Linked DNA regions of Homo sapiens: region 1 is linked to region 2. Evidence: chromatin loops called from intact Hi-C (ENCODE). Cell type or tissue: dorsolateral prefrontal cortex. All regions are shown on one strand. Links, peaks and the distances in the headings refer to the core of each region. The heading gives the core; the rest is flanking DNA.

The links. Hi-C counts contacts between places; a loop is a spot of excess contacts. Peaks named below come from ENCODE experiments on the same cell type or tissue, not always from the same donor. Only the 100,000 strongest peaks of a DNase experiment are listed, where the experiment ranks them.
Region 1: a loop joins it to region 2, with 2.6 times the contacts of the local background. A loop is called at or near these places in 3 of 110 quality-filtered maps.

Annotation. Positions count from the first base shown.
Region 1 is chr4:10,293,330-10,299,565 of GRCh38, forward strand. It overlaps the pseudogene LOC100422639. Among named protein-coding and RNA genes, the nearest start is that of ZNF518B, 160 kb to the right of the region's middle. In dorsolateral prefrontal cortex, for the core only: no CTCF peak of the experiment used is centred there; a DNase peak (open chromatin) is centred at 3,542; H3K4me3 peaks cover 1,160 bases; H3K27ac peaks cover 894 bases.
Region 2 is chr4:10,161,420-10,167,655 of GRCh38, forward strand. No RefSeq gene overlaps it. Among named protein-coding and RNA genes, the nearest start is that of WDR1, 48 kb to the left of the region's middle. In dorsolateral prefrontal cortex, for the core only: CTCF peaks have their summits at 3,594 (motif pointing right) and 3,794; a DNase peak (open chromatin) is centred at 3,612.

The sequences.
Region 1 (6,236 bases), core at 710-5,709, 130 kb after region 2:
TTTTTCTCTGCCATAATAGCAAATTCGTTTAGTAATGGATGATTGGGTGCAGAAAATAAAACACATCTGGATTATTTTTCCCTGTCACATGAACCATCTTCTAGTAAATCTGAGTATTCAATCAGCAGATGTGGTAAATCTACCTGGTCTTGAGGTGAGCCTATGAGTCTAGGCTGCTCTGTCATGACTGCCACTAAAGGGAAGTGGTCATCTCAGCCTGGACAGTTGGGCTGAGGGATTTTTAACTTGGTTATTCCCATGGAAACAGATTTCTGAGTTCATAATGGTCTCCTTATATATGTTCCATTTTTCCCCACTTCATACAGATCTGAGTTGTCATGCAGCTTGTGTTGTCTTTGGTAAGCCATCATAAAATCTTGACATGTGATACCTCTAATGGTGTCCAGCTTGGTACGAAGATTGTTTTTATTGAGCTTTCTGGCACGTTATTCCTTGTCCAAAAATGGCAGCATGTTCAGAAAACTCATTCTATTTCACTTTTGTCATTTTTTTTCTTGCTTGATCTTTCTGCTGGTTGAACAGTCTTCTTGAAATTGACATCTTCAAATGGAAATTGTTGCCCTCTTCTACAGGGTGAGTTCTTAAAGTCAACGTGAAATGCAAAGAGTTTACTTTGCCTTCCTTGCTCTCTGAAATCCCTTATGGAAAATAAGGGGCCTTGGTCCTTCTGAAACTAGAGCAGGCTATGAAACAGTTGGTCCTTCAGCTGAAGGATGAGAGAAGAGAAATCTCATTCCCTGTCCCCACTTGTTATCACTCATTCACATCCCTACAAGGGTCTGCAGAAATTCTTTTCCACCAATTTGATGCTTTTGTACTGGAACAAAAGTGGTTTGTCAATTGCCATGGAAAAACCTAGGTTTAGGTGACAACAGGCCTTGTATGTCTCTTAAAGGTGAAAAATGTAGAAGTCTGTCTTCAAGAGTCTGTCATAGTTGGGGAGTTGTCAGTGGCAGGTGCTTCCTGTTGCACATGGAGAGGATAGACTTTGTCCTCAGTGTTTTCTGTAGAGACGTGGAGCACCTGGGACCCATGAGCAATGAGATGTCCTCAGCTTGTCCTGGAGAATCCTATGGGCCAACACGAGGTTGTACATACGATTGATGGCCTGATGGTAGCAGATAGAGTGCTTACAGATTCCAGTTATGGAAGAATCTGCCTTAAAAATGAAGAAACAGATTTTTTCTTGGTCTTTTCCTTTTGACTTTCTGGAATACAGAGGTAATCTCACAACAATTTTTCAGCTTGTTCACGTCTAATGGCTTGGACTTTAGACTTGGAAGTTCTATGGAGGTTAAAACCTTTTTTCTGGAATGTTTGTGAAGGTGAGTTAGACCCCCTGTCAGTCAGCATGTATAGCACATCAACAGCTGGATCTTCCAGTGCTTTGATTTGCTGTTTTATGGTAGTCTCTAATGCCCTATGATTCACAAGTCTTGGCATCCTCTCTGTGAAGATGTTGATTTTCAAACTGCCAGTTTGTTCCATATACAGCCTTATTACCTTCTCGGAAAATATGTTCAATTACAGTACTGCATTTGCAGAACTCAACTTGATATTTGCCAAACAGCCAAATATCTTCCTTCCCTTTTACTTTTTGTATTAAAGCAATAATTCTGTGATAAATGCGTTAATTCTACCAGATCACTTTTCAAGTTTATCGAGTATGTTGATGCCCAACTTAGGACTCTTGTTATATTCCGGTGACTGTCTTTGTTTCCTAATGAGGGCAGAGATTCATAAACATAATAAATTTGCTCATCTTCCTGCAAGGAAGGAAACTAGCCCTTCTCCCAGAAGATTCCTGAAGGGTGGGTGGCAATAAAATTCTGCAGAAACTCAGCAAGGCTGAACCAGTCCTGGGTATCCTGATGACTTGGGTGCTTGTTGAGAATCATGGAGTCCTTCAGGTGGCTCAGGAGGTTTGGTACCATGCGAGTGATCTCACGCTGAGTGCTCTTGTCCACCAGATCAGGCTTGGTCAAGACTCCTGTGGGCACTGTCTTGGAGTCCACCTCCTAAGTGATGCTCAGTGCTTCTATCATCTCAAAGTCCACGTTACTGGAAACCACCACCAAATGGGTGGTTTCTTGTAGATATACTGCTTGATAAGTGCCTTGATCTGCGTGCAATGTCAGTGGGCTAACAGCTCACAGCCACTGTGGTTATACCAGGAAGTTCTATTAGTCATATGGAGTTGAGGTCCACATGAACTATTAAGGCAGATTCCCATCCCTTTCCGGTAATAATTAATGTGGCCTTGGAGTATAAGCAGATGTGGTGTTTGACCTTTAGGAACCTACCTTTTAGAAGGATGAAGCCTCCCCTCCCTCTTCCTCTGTGGTTATTTGAGTCAGAATTCAAGAGCAATCCCTTAAAGGAATGGCAGAGGAAAGGTAGAGCCATGATCCTTGTGCATTCTTACCGCTGTGTCCTCTAACTGGTGACCGTTAACTTAGTACGTGTCATTAATGAACTGCTTTCCTATTTGTGTCCTAAGCTATATTTGAGGAAATGGTGATGGAGGTAGGAGGGAATCTGTAACCACATGTTCAAGAACCTCTCAGTGGATAGTCTATTGGTCTCTGAAACTCACCCCTACCAACCCCAAGTTGTGTAGCTTTCGGGCACCTGACTCACAGGTGGGATAGAAGGTGGCTCAGTGAGTCTCTGAGCAGCAGCATCTGAGAAAATCAGCTCTAGGCCTTCCCAAGACGGGGAAGGTTGGGTCTGTTCTCTTCCCTGTGATCCAGAAGTTGGTCAGTGTTGTCTTTCAGCTAAATATCTTCCCACTCTAACCCCAGCTTCCTTTAAGGCACACCTGAATTCTGCATTTCTTTTCCTGTGAAAATGATGGTAAATGTCATGGAAAGACAGTGTGGCAGAAACGAACCTGTTATCCCACATCAGACAGGAATGAGTCCAGAAGTCCTAGGTTTCTATTGCTGTGGGATATTTTACTGGCAATTAATGCTTTTCTGACAATACACTCATCATTCTATTACTGCTCAGGGGAAAGATTATCTAACATAATACTATTTTATTTTATAAACTAAGTTTGCTTCTAAATGCCTAAAATAGTATAGCTCTCACTTGAATGTGAGCAATTTAATCACTTAGGAAGGATTAACCTTAATTCTGTCTTGCCATTTTAACTTCCTCCAGTTCCATGAATTGTAACTACCAAGACCCAGCTCAGTCATGGAGACCCCAACCCAGTGGCGCTAAAAACACAGAAATAGTGCAAAGTGGGATCCAGGGGGCTTGACCCACATATTTATTGACAGTAAGCCAGTGATAACCATTGCTTCTATAGATTATAGATTAAAAGCATTCCTTATGGGAAACAAAGCATTCTTAGCGAGGAGCAGAGGAACAGGCTGTAGCTGATTGTCTGCAGCCAAAACATGTTGTTAAGGCACAGGCTGCTCATGCTATTTGTGGTTTGAGCAGTTTTCTGCTCCGGGCATTCCTTGCCCTGCTCCAGTAAACCAACAACTAGCAGTGTGCGTGATAGCCAACATGAGCATGTCACATGGCTGCAGAGATCCTGTTTGTGGCCAGTTTCTTTAAGGCCTGTTTATGAAGGCTTAGGGCTTGTTCCCAGCATGTCTCCCTTTCTGCTTTTGCAAAGCAATTAAGACAAAGGCAGCTTTGTCACAGTGGGCTACTTCTCTCAGGATTCTGGATCCCATCTGCAGACTACACAAAGACGACATAGATTAAAAGCACAATCATTGAAATCACAAAGCCTCCAAGTGTCTTGATCCATTTTAATTGGTTAATAACTGCTAATCTGCCTGCAGCTCCTTCAAGCACTTCCCTTCCTGGCGTTAGGGTCAGATGTGCCTGAGAGGCTTGAAATACTTGTTCCTTCAGTTTTGGAATATCTAAAGATAAATTTCTAGTATGACCCTTTAAATGTCTCTTAACTGTTTCTTACTCATGTTCTGTTTCATTATACAGACGAGAAGTAATGCAAAAATCAGAAGTATTCCAGTCACATTGTAACCATTCTATACTCTAAACTAGTTACTAGATCTCCTAGCCACATTAGTTTGGTGGAGATCATTGATTTGATTAGCTAGTTTCTGGTCTATATTAGAGTAGAATTTTTCTGCCAATTATTTACATAGTCTGCTGTTTGTACTGTGGAATGCAAAGCAACTCCGGCTACTGCAGCAGTAGCTGTGACAGCAATCAATCCCATAATGATTTTAAAGTGGCAACGAAATGCCGAGAGCACCTCAAAATCTTTTGAAGAATTTCAGTAATAATATGCACAGGAGAGGCTTCCTAAGGACGGGAAAGCTTTACATGTATCTGTACTCCTTCTTGGGCTCTTACCACTAAAATAGAATGATCAGTATTATACAAGGAAGAATTCACACAAGAAAACAATCTACATCCTTGACAAGTCACATGATTAGGGAGATCAAGTTTTAAATCACCTACTACAAGCAGGAAAGGAGGACGGACACAACTCTATATCCAGACTGAATCATGAGTCAATTCTAACATAATTAGGATTACACTGGGTTGGCTTTAGTATATCTTCATTCCCAAATCTTTATCCTTTTTAGTGCCATGAATATTTTCTACACCTCCTTATGTTTAGCTCCTACAGCAGGCCATATCATTTGGGGTTGAGGTGCCACTATACCACCATATGCCAAAATAATAGGAACTCTTGCTGTACTTCTTATAGTGTCCACCATCTGATTATTTTGTTTAGATGCAGGGTGAGCATTACCTGCAGATTGAGAGGTGAGCCTCATAAATGCACCTTTAGGTAGGGGATCAATCACTAATGACTCCATATGAACCATTACCACAACACCTCTGCCTGCCTTGCTATACAATCTTCCCAAGCAAATGCCTTCATTTTTTCTGACCATGTCCAATCCACTTTATCAGATAGGTTTTTGAGGGTGGTAAACTTTGGCTACAGGAGCACAATCATTGTAATAAATACTAAGACCAGAAAGCATATGTGATTGTGCCACAAAGATGTTACGTTAAGGTACTGTTGCCTGCCAAGATTGAAGACTGGGAGGTAAACACCCATTGGCTTTTCCCATGCAAATGGGTAGATGATCAAATCCCAATGAGATTTTCTTAATTGTTCCTTCCTCTTGGGTGTGAGATGGGCCTCTATTATCTGTAGAACCAGGCATCCAAAAACTATCATTAGTGTATACCTCTGCTGGGGGGTCTAACCATGTTACTGGCTGTAGAAGTGGTGGAATATTTGCCCAATAAGCTTAATTGTTTTTTGTTTCAGCAGTTACTGGGGGAATATGGCAATGGTGAGCACAGCCATCACAGCTACCATTAGGTTACTCATTGTAACTGGTTGTCCCACCTTCAGATTTTTTTCTGCCATCTGTGTCAACTTTTTGATCTGACCTCAGATGGGTGGCTGTGCCACCATAAGTGTTGCTCGCCAGGACTGGTGTCTTCCTTATTGTCAGTCTAGACATGGCTGCAGTCCTTGGGTTCCTCCCAAAGTCTCTTCCTCAGCATCTGGCTCATAAGGTTTCAGGTGTCTCGATGGTATCCAAATCAGCTGCTGATTCTGGCCTGGAGAAACACAGGTATAACCTCTACCCCAAGTTATTTTACATATTTCCCAACTTTGTGTTATCGGACCTCTCCACCAAACCAGTTCTGCTTCTGTCTTTGCCACTGGTTTCTGTAGATGCTGTTCAGCTGCTGATAGCATCTGGCCTTTAGGCAGGCTCAAAAAATTTAAAATCAATAATGCTAGATTCAATTGCATATGTGGGGTCCCGTAGTCACTATCTCTCCCTTTGTTTTTGTAATTGCTCTCTCAGGGAGAGAGCCATTCTTGCCACAATGGCTTGTCCTTGTGAATTATATGGGAAGCCAGTAATGTGTTTAATATTTCATATAGAGAAAAATGTAGCTAGAGCTTGGCTTAGTATAGCATGGGGCATTATCTGTTTTAATAGAAGCTGGAATGCCCATCACTGCAAAACACTGCAAAAGGTTCTGCCTGTGCAGTGTTAAACATCAAGCAAGAAGACTCTCCTGATTGGAATGTAGCCCAAAGTGAGAAAAGGTGTCCACACATGTACATAAGCTAGCCTCCCAAATGAGGGAACATGTGTGCCATCCATTTGCCAAAGAGAATTAAGTTCCAATCCTCGAGGATTAACTCCTCCTGTAAAAGGTGAGGAATGTACCTTTTG
Region 2 (6,236 bases), core at 828-5,827:
CTGATGAAATGGCTGACAGGTTGGCATGGTTGTCAGTTGATGGGCAGCTATGATTTTCAAATCCTAAACTGCAGCTGCAGTTGGTCTGGAAGGACCATAAGATTATCTGTTTTCCTAATGTCAGTCCTCAGAGTCCCTCACACTTGGCCAATACTTGTCAAAGTTGCTTGTTTCAAAGGTGACCAAACAACCACCTAATGTCTGAGCCCCTGCTGGCCTGTCCTTATCAGGCAATGTTTGCTGTAATGGCCTAGCTACTCCTGACCCATCAGGCATTGGGGGCACCAAGAAATGGCCCAGTGTAGCAGCAGTTCCTGCTCACCTTCCGGCAAAAGGAGCCAAACATGACCTGGCAGTGTAGTTGGGTCCTCTGGAAGTATCTGGAGCTACACTGTCTAGGTCTGCTTTGGACCTACGTTTGGGAAGTAAATGCCTTCTAAACTCACTATCCGGGGTCATTGTGGGTAATAAGGGAGAAGCATCAGAGAACAGTTGTTGGTTTAAAGTAGGTACTGCAACTGGAGTGCATTGTGCTTGTCATAGGTTGTTTCCTGGCAGCAAACTGTCTCTTGAAACTGCTGGTAAACTGAGGCAGGCTACGGAAGAGGCTCTTGCAAGCCTGACTGTTCGCTCCTTTGAACCAGGCTGAGACTACTTCCGTGGGTGGTTTGTGGTGGGGTAGTTGAGCGCTTGGGGAAGGACACTTTAAGCCAACACTAAGTTTGTATAAAATATTCAGATTAAAACCCATGAAGAGAGAAAGGAGGCAGGATGGGGCTGAAGTCAGACTGGGACGTAAGACTTGTCAGTCTTGCTGAGCCTGGTGGAGAGGGTCCAGAGCATACAAAAAAGGCATTCCTGTACTCCAGCCAGTGGACCCTCTCCCTTAAACCTTCTGTGCTGACCTCATTACAAAGTATCTCCTTGATCTATATTTAAATTTCTGTCTTTAAGTTTTTAGATTGGCACACAATGTGAATGGACGAATTCTGTAATGTGTTCTAGGTGGTTCATGGTATAGGCTTAAGACACCAATTGTGCAATGTGAAAAGTCACACGGTGACACACGTGTCCTCTTGGGAAGACCAGGTGGACCTTGGACTTTACACAACTAAGTTTATAACAACCAGTCTAACACCAATGTGTACTAGCAAACCCAGGGGACTTCTGCCTACTTCCATACTGGAGGAGCCAAGTGGGTTGTTTGACTTTCTACAGCGATCTGAGAATGAAATAATTGGGTATGTGAAGTCAATTTGTGTTCCCTAGAGGCAGACTTGTAGATGGAAATTGTTTAAGGTGTTAGGTTTACTGGTGAAGTGAGCTCTCACACCTGAAAGCAAACTGGAACAGGGTGGAATGCAAACTGTTTGTTTTGGAAAAGAAGCTTAAATGAGGCCATAATCTCTGGAGCCAGAGTAGCTTCCACAGCTAGCCTTGAATATTACCTGGCTGGGCTTTTGTGTACTCCTCACACTCCTAGCCATTGGAAGTGGCCACATCCAGGGATGTGGCATAACATTGGCTCAAGAAACTTTGCATTACGACGAGGGCTGTTGTCCGCAGAAGAATGTTGAAACTTCTAGCCCAGGTATCGGGTGTAGCATAGTACCCAGCTCCTTGGAAAGGGAAGGGTGTACTGCCTGTCTTCTGAAAAGGGCAGATCCTGAGACCTTTATCTGGGGACCTGTCCTTGAACTGCTGAGGTTTCCCATGCATCCTAGCAGGGCTTTGAGTTCCTCAATTCTAGGACCATGGATCCACCTACCAAGGGAAGCTCAGGTGATGAGCTGCAGGGTGGGAAAGGAGGCTCCTAGGTGACCCTGGACTTGGCTTCACCATCATTGTGAGATTGACAGCTGGTGGAGCTGGTTGTGTGTACTGAAGGTTGGGTGGGGGTGGTGTTCAAGGGGCTTCCCTGAGTGACTACTTGGGACCTTTATCATGTTTTAGATGCCCTCAATCTTGCTAGTGCTCCATTCTTCACTTAGGGGGGACTAGCTGTGAGCCCCCACCTGTATTGCCACAGCCTAAGTGACATCAGATGAACTGGGAAGTGGTGCTGTGGACTGGCCACACTCCAGGGCCTTGTACTTGCTTATTATAAACTTGGCTTCTTTCCTGGGGACTAGGCTACAGTAGCTGGTGGTCCCCCTCCCCCGCTCATTTTGGGGAAGATTCTCTCTACCTGATGTGTTTCAGAAGAATGCCTCAAACTCCTGTTCTTAAGCAGTTGCTAAAATCTACCTTCATTTAGTCTGAGTCCAGGTGATTTGGGAGATAGAACTGGAAAACATGAGCACGGCCTCACCCCCAAGTCAATGTTGGTGATCTGTGCATGCCCCCAAAGAGCTCAGTGGCCTTTTCTTGGGCCTCAAGCCATAAGAATAAGCCAAGTGGCCCATCTCTAAGCCAGCAGTCCCTCTAGGCATGTGGCATAACCTGTTGTCTATGCTCGGGTTGGGAACTTCTATGCTTGGTGTTCCCCAAGCCCTTTCGCATTACTTGCAGGATGTGTCTGTGCATCCTGTATTCTGGCTGGAAGGCGTGTGCAAGTGCAGCCAGCCAGGAATAAGGTAGAGGAGGAAATACTGTATAGGTGTCTCGCTGTGTTGCAAGAAACCGCTGGGCAGGGATGGGTTGTGAGGGTCAAAATCCCCCCTGTGGAAGACAGCTGAGTGGATGTCTCTTAGGAACACTGGAGGGCCATTGGGTTTCTCCACAGGGGAGATGATGTATGCCTGCTGCCAAATGACTACTTCCAATTCTCAGTGTGGAGAGTCAGGGTAGCTTGGGTCAGGCAAGGAGCATTCCCTGGGGAGCAGACTGCCTGCCTCCTAGAACACATCTCCTAAACTGAGCTCCTAGGGCTTATGATACTGCCTTTTTTCCTCTTGATTTGGGACATCCTTTTCCTATTATGGCCTGGGACTGGGACCGGGACCGGCACCACAGTCATAGTGTGTGGGATACAGCCCACTGTGGGTCTGAATGACCTCTGTGCCTTCCTGTAGGCTGCTATCGGGTCACATGTAGCCTGTCTGGGCAGAGGCTGAGAAGCTGCTCTGATGCTGCTTGCAGGTGAGTCCTTGGAGGACTGAGTTCCTGCTCCCTCTCCATGACCCATGTATGGCTGGCTATCATCCCAGGGGGCTTTCTACGTTCCAACATACCTTCAAGAATCTTGCTACATACTTCATTCAGTTTTACCTGTGGATATAACTTTATCTACTAAGACTTTAAACTACATATTAACCTTAAAAAAAAAAAAAAACTGTATGGCTTATAGTGGGCAGTTTACCTTGGCTGAACACATCTTTAAAACAATTAGGAAATGTGGAAAATTTGACGTTAATACCTAATTGGCACATATATTCAATTCACTGAAAGAAGTTTGCAATAAGGCCTCAAATTCAATGGCAAGAAACTTCTACACTTCATAGTTGGGCAAACACCTAAATTCATTGCCTGAATGACTTCCTGAACATCCTCTGGATATTAAACTCAATTCCTGGTTGGTGTCTTGGGAAAAGACAATTGGACAAGAACATGTCTGAGGAAGAAATGGGTATTATCACTGAAATTCTGACCAACAGCCAGTTGGGGGCAGGGGTGAGCAGCGAACCACAAATCCCCTGCTTCCCAAGCTTTCTTTTCACCTCGTCTTTGAGGATTCTTCTCCAAAACTAGTGTCTGTATCATGATGGTTACAAACCTTCCTACTCCACCTCTCCTCCCAGTTTGTCTTCAGTAAAAGCAAAAATTCCCTACTAATAAAGTTGGATACTCATTGACCCAGGACAAGTGAAAAAGATCCACGGCAAGGCTGTAAGTCTAGGAAGCACAGACTAAACTTAGCTGGATACATTATGGTACAGCTTTATGTCAAATCTAAATTTAAAAACGATCCAATTCAACTAAAATGGTGCAAAATTATGCTTGCACATTGTGAATATGGTTCCTTAAATTCATCAGGTAACTTAAAACTCAATTTGAGTGGGAAGCAACCTTAAAAGCTTTAAAAAGCAGAAAAAAACCCACAACTCAGTAGAAAATAAAGTGCCTTGTGTGTTTATCCTGGAGACAAACCATAAAGGCCTCAGGTTATTGAACTCAAATATCCTGAAAAATGTTTTTTGGGAAAGAATTTTAAGTAGGGGAGTTGATGCTGTTTTGTGCAATGGGGCTGAGCTCTGTGCCCACTGAGTTGGCATAGTGGTGATGTTCTTAGTCACGTTCATCAGGGCTCTCTGAAATTCATAACATGTAAACATGCTAGTCTGTAAGTTGTCCTCGTGCTTAGATGAAACTGTAAATGCTCTGGAAGGCAAAGGGAGCTTTTCTCATTGGTCGACCATTGTTCCAGTACTGCATTAAACTGCTCTGGTCAGAAGTTGTCAGTGATGCTATAAATGAGCTTTCCATTCCAGTGCAAGGGAATTGACCAGTGAGGTAGGTTTTGTGTAACTTTGCACTTGCAGGACACATTTAGTCACCAGTCACTCCATTCCTTGTTAGGATCAGAAATACAAGCGGGAGAAGCTGAAACCAGTTAACAGCTGGTAGATCTAGAAGCATTAGGCCAAGTGGGATACATCTTTCCAATATACGGAATATCTTGCATAGGTCAAAAAGGCATAATTGAGATGCTTGTTAGCAACTTTTCAAGTTTGGTGTTGAGCATTTTGAGTTTGCTTTTTAACTAAAGTTTTCAACGGCATCATGCACAGTATCAACTTCTCTAGCCAACTGATCTCAATTCCTTGATATTTAGCATGTCACAGCTTTCATGACTAGGGATTGTTTTTGTCTGCTTTTCATCTCATTCATGAAAGCCTGAGTGTCAAATACTCAAACTGCTTCCACCCTAGTTCCTTCTTCAGATATAGCCAATGACAAAGCAGGAGCAATGACGTTGAAAGAATCCTCCAAGAGCCTTGGATTCCTGTAGTCTTGGTCCCTTCATGGAGTTGCTTTGGGATCCAGGGACATCTTGAATGTTAGTCTGAGTGCCGCTGCAGGTGTTGTCTTTGTCTATCAATTTCTGGGAAGGAGAATTAAAGGACTCTGTCTTAACACTTACACTTGAAGTCTACAACTAGAGTGAAGCAGTTCTTATGGCAGTATTCTGAGAAATTCAGTACAGGAGCAAACGGCTATTTCTTCTCTCAACTCCTTTACAATGGTCAGCTGAGGAAGTTCCCAGCTGAGAGCTGCTGAAGTCATGTCTAGAAGAGTAGACACCTGGGAGTATGACTTGTTCTACTTATTAACTAGAATCAATGGTAACTTGTGAAATGTTTCCATCTTCAAACCGAGGCTCTGTATCTCAACCTATGAAGCAGCAGGCACTGCTGTGGGGGGCGGGGGTGTGTCTTAAGTTGACATCTGCCACCCACTGGTGTGTGCTTGGCCTGTTAAGGTATGAAGACCGGACTTCAGAGGTCAGCACCATGGAATCGACTGAGGCTTTGTCGTTAAGTGCCATAGATATGCCCTTCTTCCTGATGTTCTATACCTACGGGAGGCTTTTCATCAAGACCTCACTTAACACACTAGAGGCACAACGTAGCACCTTCAAGGTATGGGGGTGAAATTGGAGGCAGGAAGCAAAAATAAACTGTTGCCTCCTGGCTTTCCTGGAACTCAGGTGTGTCCAACATGAAACGGGAGATGAGTGAACCCAGACACCTCTGTCTGCAGGGATACTTCTCCCGTGGATCCCACACCACCCAACTCCATAGGCCTCTTGTGGCGATTGCACTGCCTCTGGTGTCCTGGCCCTGGTTGTGATTCTATCCCCACAAGGCCAGCAAAGTCTGAGGTGAAAGTTGTCACCACGATTGTATAAATCCTCTTGAGAGAAGCAGGCTCTTCCAGGGCAGGCAGTTCCTCTGAGGAAGATGAATCTGCTCTGAATTTCACAGGGATGTTTCCCTTGTCCACTTCAGACAACCTTTGTGATGTCTGGATTCCAGTCTCAGCTCTGCTGGGAGCATCCTTTTGATGTGGGTAGGCAAAGGTGCAGATATGTATGCCTCTAACTTTTGGCCTTTGCTCAGCTCTAATAGTTGGCACTGGGCCTACAGAATGTCCTGGTGAAGCAGGTTAACCGGTGGTGGTTTTTGATGGTAATCGGTGAGCTTGGTATACTGAGGCTTTGGTCAGTTACTGCGCTCTGCCCTCTTTGGGTGGAGTGTTGTCACCTATAACAGACCTTCTGTTTGGTCTCCTTT